Linked DNA regions of Homo sapiens: all the other regions are linked to region 3. Evidence: chromatin loops called from intact Hi-C (ENCODE). Cell type or tissue: heart left ventricle. All regions are shown on one strand. Region 1 has its middle 420 kb from the start of QKI. Region 2 overlaps LOC105378102 (a long non-coding RNA gene). Region 3 has its middle 330 kb from the start of QKI.

Evidence for each region. Hi-C counts contacts between places; a loop is a spot of excess contacts. Peaks named below come from ENCODE experiments on the same cell type or tissue, not always from the same donor. Only the 100,000 strongest peaks of a DNase experiment are listed, where the experiment ranks them.
Region 1: a loop joins it to region 3, with 3 times the contacts of the local background. A loop is called at or near these places in 3 of 110 quality-filtered maps.
Region 2: it touches region 3 in a loop (4-fold over the local background); 14 of 110 quality-filtered maps call a loop at or near these places.

Annotation. Positions count from the first base shown.
Region 1 is chr6:163,833,084-163,835,583 of GRCh38, reverse strand. No RefSeq gene overlaps it. Among named protein-coding and RNA genes, the nearest start is that of QKI, 420 kb to the right of the region's middle. In heart left ventricle, no CTCF peak of the experiment used is centred here; a DNase peak (open chromatin) is centred at 1,153; H3K27ac peaks cover 17 bases.
Region 2 is chr6:163,961,680-163,964,179 of GRCh38, reverse strand. The region is part of intron 4 of LOC105378102 (a long non-coding RNA gene); the gene reads right to left. Among named protein-coding and RNA genes, the nearest start is that of QKI, 550 kb to the right of the region's middle. RefSeq lists an enhancer at 1-2,500. In heart left ventricle, no CTCF peak of the experiment used is centred here; DNase peaks (open chromatin) are centred at 1,119 and 1,457; H3K4me3 peaks cover 268 bases; H3K27ac peaks cover 2,416 bases.
Region 3 is chr6:163,745,168-163,747,667 of GRCh38, reverse strand. No RefSeq gene overlaps it. Among named protein-coding and RNA genes, the nearest start is that of QKI, 330 kb to the right of the region's middle. In heart left ventricle, no CTCF peak of the experiment used is centred here; a DNase peak (open chromatin) is centred at 1,525; H3K27ac peaks cover 2,178 bases.

The DNA.
Region 1 (2,500 bases), 88 kb before region 3:
CCCCCATTCCACTCTGATTCTATGAATTTGACTATTTTCGATCCCTTGTATTAAGTGGGATCATGCAGGACTTGTCTTTCTGTGACTTATTTTACTTCATGTAATATCCTCAAGGTTCATCCAAACTACCGCATGTTGCAGAATTTCCTTCTTTTTTGAGGCTGAATAATATTCCACTGTGTATGTGGATAGCACCATTTCTTTATTCATTGTTGATGGACACTTTGTTTGTTTCTACATCTTGTCCACGTGAATAGTGTTACAGTGAATGTGGGAGTGCTAGTATCTCTTCAAGACCCTGATTTCAATTCTTTCGTATAAATACCCAGAAGTGGGATTGCTGGATCATGTGCTAATTCTATCTTTAATTTTTTGCGGAACCTCCACACTGTTTTCCATAATGGCTGACATTTCCACCAACAGTGCAGCAAGGGACCCAGTTTCTCCCCATCCTCTCCCACATTTGTCTTTTGCTTGTTTGATGTCCCGGCAGGTGTAAGCTGATGTCTCGTCGTCTGGGGCTGCACTGCCTCCGATCAGACCAGGTATTCCCCGGACGTGTGGTCCAGCCCTGTGACGGCTTATCCGCCAGACTCCGAGTATTACCAGGACGAGGAGGAAGGTTGCGCTTCTGTGCTGTTCCAAGCAGCGGGCGAGGCCATGGCTGCAGGTGCAGGGCTAGCGAAAGGCTGGAGTTTGTCAAGAAAAATCCAAGCCACGGCCTAGCAGGGAGGGTCGGGCCCGGGTGCTGGGAGCCCGTGAGTACCTGGAGCCGCCCCGCCCCGCCCCGTAGGGCAGGAGAGCTGCGCCAGGAGAGCGACTTGCTCCATGCAGCCGCGGGGTCTTTCCTGTCCTGCGGGTCCCTCCTGGCCACTCCTGGCACGGGCTTTGGTGGCTGGGGAGAGGGTGTGGGTTTTGCTGGGGGTTGGTTTTTCCGTCTGGAGCGTCTGAGCCGAGAAGGAGCCGTCGCGCTTTCCTGGCCTGGAGAGGGGCCCAGACGGGCTCCAGAGCCACGCGGCCGGCGCCCCTCTGCCAGGCCATGGGTGGCCTCCCGGGGACTGGGTTCAGATGCCCATGAGGCCGCCGGTGCCGCCCACACGAGCCCGCACAGGGCCGGAGGCCATGCCTCCCACTCTCCTTGGCGTACCGCCCCGCCTTTTCTCCGTCCTTTCCAGTGCCCCAGCAGCGAGGCAGCCACATGCACGGCTCCTGTGGAGGGGAGGGGCCCTGGAGTGAGGCTGGGGGCGGGGGCAGAGGACGCCTACAGGCCCAGGAGCCCTGCTGAGAAGGCCGGACCAAAGCCCAGGAGTGTCGGATGCATCCTTGCTGGATGCTAAGGCTCAGAGAGATGCTCCAGGCGAATTAACCAGTTCTCTCTCTCCACCTGGCAGAAAAGCTCTGCTGTGCAAGGAGCTACCTTTCAAGTCCCTGCGAAAAGATCTGAAAGGATATGAGGAGGGAATGAGTGGTCACGAATGCCAGCCGCAGGACCAGCCCTAATACCAGCCCTAATAAACAACCCAAGGCCGACCCTCAACCCCTCTTCCACCGGTGGCCTGGAAAGGGTCCATCAGCATCACCCCTGTCATTGGCCAAAGACCTTGATGCTTACATAAATGCAAACACCCCATGAAGGGAATACATGTCAAGGCATCACAAGTTCTACAGCAGTAACTTGGGTGTTCTTTTTTTAATTTTAAATTTTGTTTTGTCCTTTTGAGTATTTTGCTTATAGCAGAGTCAATGTGGAGTCATCCCCGAATCACTTTGTGGAAATGGATGCCCGCGTATTGAATAAGCATTCAGAGCATTTTCTTTGCTGGTTTGTATTGACTCCCCAACGTGACATATTTTCTAGTGACATGAGAGCCTCCAAGGGGAAAAATGATAATATGCACTATTATTTTGCTCTTAATAGCTACTGGTAAATAATAGAACATTAGCTCTATTCTGGTCCGTTGTGCTTAAAATTGTTGCTTTGAAGCCAAAACAGAAGTTAGACATCAGAAAAACAACTTCAGAAGACTAGTATTTTAAGAGTAGTTCACTCTAAAACAAAAAATGACAGAGCAGAGCACCAAGGAAATCAGAATGTAAAGAGTTCCAGCTGTTTTTTGTTTTTTGTTTTTTTGTTTTTTTGTTTTGACAAGGTCTCGCTGTCACCCAGGCTAGAGTACAGTGGCACAACCATGATGGTACACTGCAGCCTTAAACTCCTGGGCTCAAGATCTTCCTGCCTTGGCTTCCCAAGGAGCTGGAACTACAGGTGTGCACCATCACATCCAGCTTTTTTCTTTTTTTGTAGAGACAGGGTCGCGCTATGCTACCCAGACTAGTCTCAATCTCCTGGCCTCAAGAGATCCTCCCATCTTGGCTTCCCAAAGTGTTGGGATATCAGGTGTGAGCCACTGCACCCAGCCAGTTCCAACACGGGCTAGGCAGAATAATGTCTTCCCAGAGATGTTCGCCTCTTGATCCCCAACCTGTGAATATGTGAGGC
Region 2 (2,500 bases), 220 kb before region 3:
AGCAGCTTTGGAAAATTATTATTTTAATTGACAAATAATAATTACACGTATTCACAGGGTTCAATGTGATGTTTTGGTCTAGTATACAATGTCGAGTGATTAAATCAAACTTATTAACATATCCACCACCCCTCTTATTGTCCATGGTGGGACACGTGAAATGTACTCCCTTAGCAATTTAGAAACATGCAACGGTCATTATTAACGATGGTCAGGAGGTCAGCCACGGATCTCAAGAGCTCTGAGCCTGAGAATCCGCCTCTGGGGGAGGGGGGCCTGACGAGAGAGGCTTACACTGAAGAGCATCTTGGCTTTGCGGAGGCTTCCTAGAGTTTCTTAAACATTGAGGGAGCCCTTGCCATTCTTCCAAGTCAAACCCTTGCACTTGGAATCCAGGTTTGTGTCTCTCTCCAACAAGAGGCCTGTGACGCTCGCCCTGCTTGTTCTGTTGAATGTTACTTTGCGAGCGCGTTTACACAACTGTCACTTGAGGTTTGTTTTTAGCTGGAATTGTCCTCTCTCCTGAATTCCTCTCACATCGCTCCCCCACTTATCTCCCGGTAAACTAAAGCCACCCCTGAATGAAGAGACAGAGCCCGAGCTGGGTGGGAAGACGGTTCACATGCTGACATTTTAGTCACTGAAGAATTTGTAATAGGTTTAGAGGCTGGTCTTCAAAAATCCTCACATGTACAACAAGGCCCCAGATTTGAGGAGGAAAATAACTCTGCAGCCCCGAGTCAGCCGTTCCCCAGCCACCTCTCCCCTCAGAGTCCCACTCTGGGGCAAGTGCTTCTGGTAGGTGTGTGGCTGTGAGGGCCCGGTATGGAGCTCCAGGCTAAATAAAGCTGCAGGAACAGAGATAAACAAGTGCTCCCAACTCAAATGCCTGCACACAATATCCTTTATCTGGGCAGAGATAGCACACCCAGGAGAGTGGCCAAGCGCCCCCCATAGACGGACCCACAGGCGCCCCCCCCCCCCAATTAATACAGAATTAATTGGGACATATTGTTAAAGGGCTAAGGCCCCTCAGAATAGATGCCAAACTCCAAGGACACCAATGTCAAATTCCAGAAGGACAGCGGCATGGGCCAATGGGAATAAACCCCAGCCGTTCCTCCCACGGGCGCTGAATCGGATCCCATAGAGCCCGCCTGCTTCACATGCTAACGTGATGATGAACGTATCCAAGTATCAGCATCAAATCCTTGAGGACTATATTTGCAATGTCATGTAAACCGTTTCAGGGAGCAAACTGTCCTGCTGTGACTTTATATTAATCTCTGGCTTCTGGCTGGTCACAGGGTGTCACATGTACTATAATTAGATTTTGGAAGTGTGTACAGGGAGGAGGAAATGGTGTAATTAAGGTAACCTATCAGATGCCCAACTGCATCCTTCAGAAAGGAGGCTGAAACGCCCGCCCTCCCAGCTTTCACACTGCCCTTCAAGGGCAGAGGCACCAGGTGCAGGAATTGCAGGCACTCCAGAGCCACCACCGCAGAGCTCCTCTTTAAAGAAACCTATTCTCCACACCAGAATCAATCCGGTGAGGTTGTTAGCTCGTGGTGCATATCCGGACAACTTAAGAGGAAAGCCGGGCAGGGCACTTAGAAACTTTGACTTTGCATTTGGGCTACAAAGTCCCATCTTCAGGATGGGGGACTATAAGGGAGTTTATGGGGATGCGGGGATCTCACTTAAATAGTCAATCCAACAAGTGGCACGGGGGCTCTAGAAGCTGATTTGGCCAAGGTGAGCTACAGCGAAGCAACACCCTGCACCTTTCTGCATCTTCCACTCAAGGATTGGCGCTTCACACCAGGCAGCTAGCTCCTAACACCCACCTCTAAGAGCAAGAAGAGAAGGAACTGAGTCTGGCAACAGAAAGTCTAACCCAAGCTGTCCAAGTCCAACCCCCGGGTATTGAGCTCTGCCCACCTAGGACTTGAGTGATCAGGCCTCAGTGGTCAAAGGAAGCATGTGGGTTCGAATCCCAGTTCCTCCTCACCTGGGCTGGGTTACTTCAGTCAAGTTACTCAACCTCCCTGTTGTAGGCCACCCGCCCTGCCTCCCTTTCTTCACCTCCCTGACTACCTCCCCTTCCCACTGCCTCTGGTGTTGGCTAGAGGATCACTTTGGCCACTGGGATGATGAGGAGTGACATGGCTGAGATCTGGGGAGTACCTGCTCACCGCCATGTGCTCCCCTGGTAACCCTCTCACCATATTTGGAGGAGCCAAGGCCACCAGGCTGGAGGAAGCAGGAAAAGGCCCAGTGGCCCTGTCATCCACCGAGCTCTACACCCCCGCAGGAGCCATTCTGGCCTGACCCTGAAGCCTGAATCAGCCCAGCCTCACCCCAGAGTGCCGCCCAGGGGACCACAGCCTCTAGGGCAAAATCAACAGTGGTTGTTTGAAGCCACTGAATTTTGGGAAGGTGGTTATACAGCAATTGAAGACTGACATAGTTCCTAAGCCTCCATTTCCTCATTTCC
Region 3 (2,500 bases):
CCCTCGATCTGGGTGGGGCTCACCTGAGAAAGGGCACAAGTGTCCAGACACCAAGTCCTGAGGCAAAACTGAAGCACAGGACTCGGGGGGTTCCCAGGCAGAACTTTCTAGACTGTTCTTAACACTCCTGGCCAAGATGGATAGCATCTGATTTATTATCCAACAGTAAGTAAATGCTCAGTCATGAGGGAAACAATTTTCAAAATGTAATATGAATACTCTGCAGGGCTCATGTCAACATTTAGAACAGGATGACACCGTAGAGGGGACCTTGTCTGCACCTGATATGGTTTGGCTGTGTCCCCACCCAAATCTCATCTTGAATTGTAGCTTCCATAACTCCCACGTGTCACAGGGGAGAGCCAGTGAGGGCAGACCTTTCCCATGCTGTTCTCGTGATAGTGACTAAGTCTCACGAGATCTGGTGGTTTTATAAAGGGGAGTCCCTACCCAAACTCTCTGGCCTGCTGCCATGTAAGACGTGACTTTGCTGCTCATTTACCTTCCACCATGATTGTGAGGCCTCCCCAGCCATGTGGAACTGTGAGTCAATTAAACCTCTTTCCTTTATAAATTACCCAGTCTTGGGTATGTCTTTAATAGCAGTGTGAGAACAGACTAATACAGCACCCCACTTTCAGGGATTTTCAAATATCCTATCCAGAACTCTGCAGCCAGCACAGGGGCAAGAACGCAGTTCCTAACTCACTCCCAGTGTGGGGGCTTCCAACCCTGTCAGGCAAACTGTCTCTGCAAGGAGGATGACCATCCCTCAGAATACTGGAAAATGGGAAATAGAAAAAGACAAAAAATAGAGATAGATCCAAATTAAACAGACCATGATGATGATAGTTATGTACTGAACACCAACCATGTGTCAGGCACTGGAATAGGGATTTATACACATTAAATAATGGAATCATGCCAGGAGCGGTGGCTCACACCTGTAATCTCAGCACTTTGGGACACTGAGACAGGAGGATCCCCTGAGGCCAGGAGTTCAAAACCAGCCTGAGCAACATAGCAAAACCCCATCTCTACAAGGAAATAAAAACGATCAGCCAGGCATGGTGATGTGTGCCTGTAGTCCCAGCTACTCAGAAGGCTGAGATGAGAGGATCCCTGGAGCCCAGGAGTTCGAGGCTGCAGTGAGCTATGATTGCACCACTGCACTCTAGCCTGGGTGACAGAACAGGACGCTGTCTCAAAAAAAAAAAAAAAAAAACAAGAAAAGAAATCTTCATTCTGACCTTATTAGCTATTTGTTCCATGTTTTATAAATGACAAAACCAAGGTGCAAAGAGGTGAAACCAAATGGCCCAAAGTCATCCGTTTACTGGAGGACAGAGCTAAGGTTCTAGCCCAGGTCTTTCCATTACGTCATTTAGTCTTCTCAGGCCAAAAGCCCTGAGCCCGCCGAGTGACAGCGTTGCTTGTATATAGCTTCTCTCCTATCGTCACCTTCTGGCCCATACACAATTTAATCAGAAAAGACAACATTCCTGCCTGATGAGAGCATACCAGCATGAAAACAAGAGACAGACACGGCAGATCTAGCACATGCCCCTGTGGCTGCTGACAGCTCCTGCATAGCTCTGCACATAGATCACCCACGTAGGTCATCACAAGTCACTCTCAGAGGCTTCTCAAAGCCTGGGTCATGCCCATCACCAAAGCAGTCCTGCACTCCCAGGAGGCCCAGGCTCCCTGCAAGCCTGCTCTATCCAGAAGCCATTTATTTTGCAGCCAACAAAAGGAAACATGCTCCAGAGTTTAAGCTCCAGATCCTAGGGTCCCACTGGAGAAGCCTCACTTTAAAATTAAGTGTAGCTGAAATGCCTGTACAATGTAGCCCATTCAAAAGATCAGTTTTAGCCACACCACTTTTAAATGAATCTTCTTATGTCCAGTGTGGTAGAGGTCAAACACAGCTGACTTAAATACTGCCTGTGGCCAAGATTAGTAAAACCTTATTAACGCATGCTCTATTCATTTGGAAGTTGTTTATGTATGCAGACACATAACCTGGGCAGAACCAGATTGACATCTGCCTTTGAACTATCTTTGAAAAAGGAATTTACTAAGCATGCAGTATAATTAATATTGCACAGAAAATGCCCAATTTAAACGCTCCCATTCAATCACTCTCATTTATTCATTAAATAGTTGCCTAAAGACATCTGTCTCTTACTGTTTTGTTACTCTAGTATCAGAATACTATGCATTCTTTAAAGCAATACAAAATGTAATTCCTTTGTAAAATTTCAACTATGATTTTTCACTGGCTGTTTTTGTTCTCTAAATCTAATAGAGAGTTTCCAGGGGAAGTTCAAACGACGACAAGACAAGGCTCACAGCATAAGGCAGCCAGGAAGGAGGCACAGTGGAGGCCCTGACGCCCTCGGGTCGGGGAAGGTGGAGAGAGGCATCTGAGCTGGGACTCTAACCAGGAGACCCCACCATGAAGCCACAGGGATGGGGCTGAGCTGTTCCTAGCACA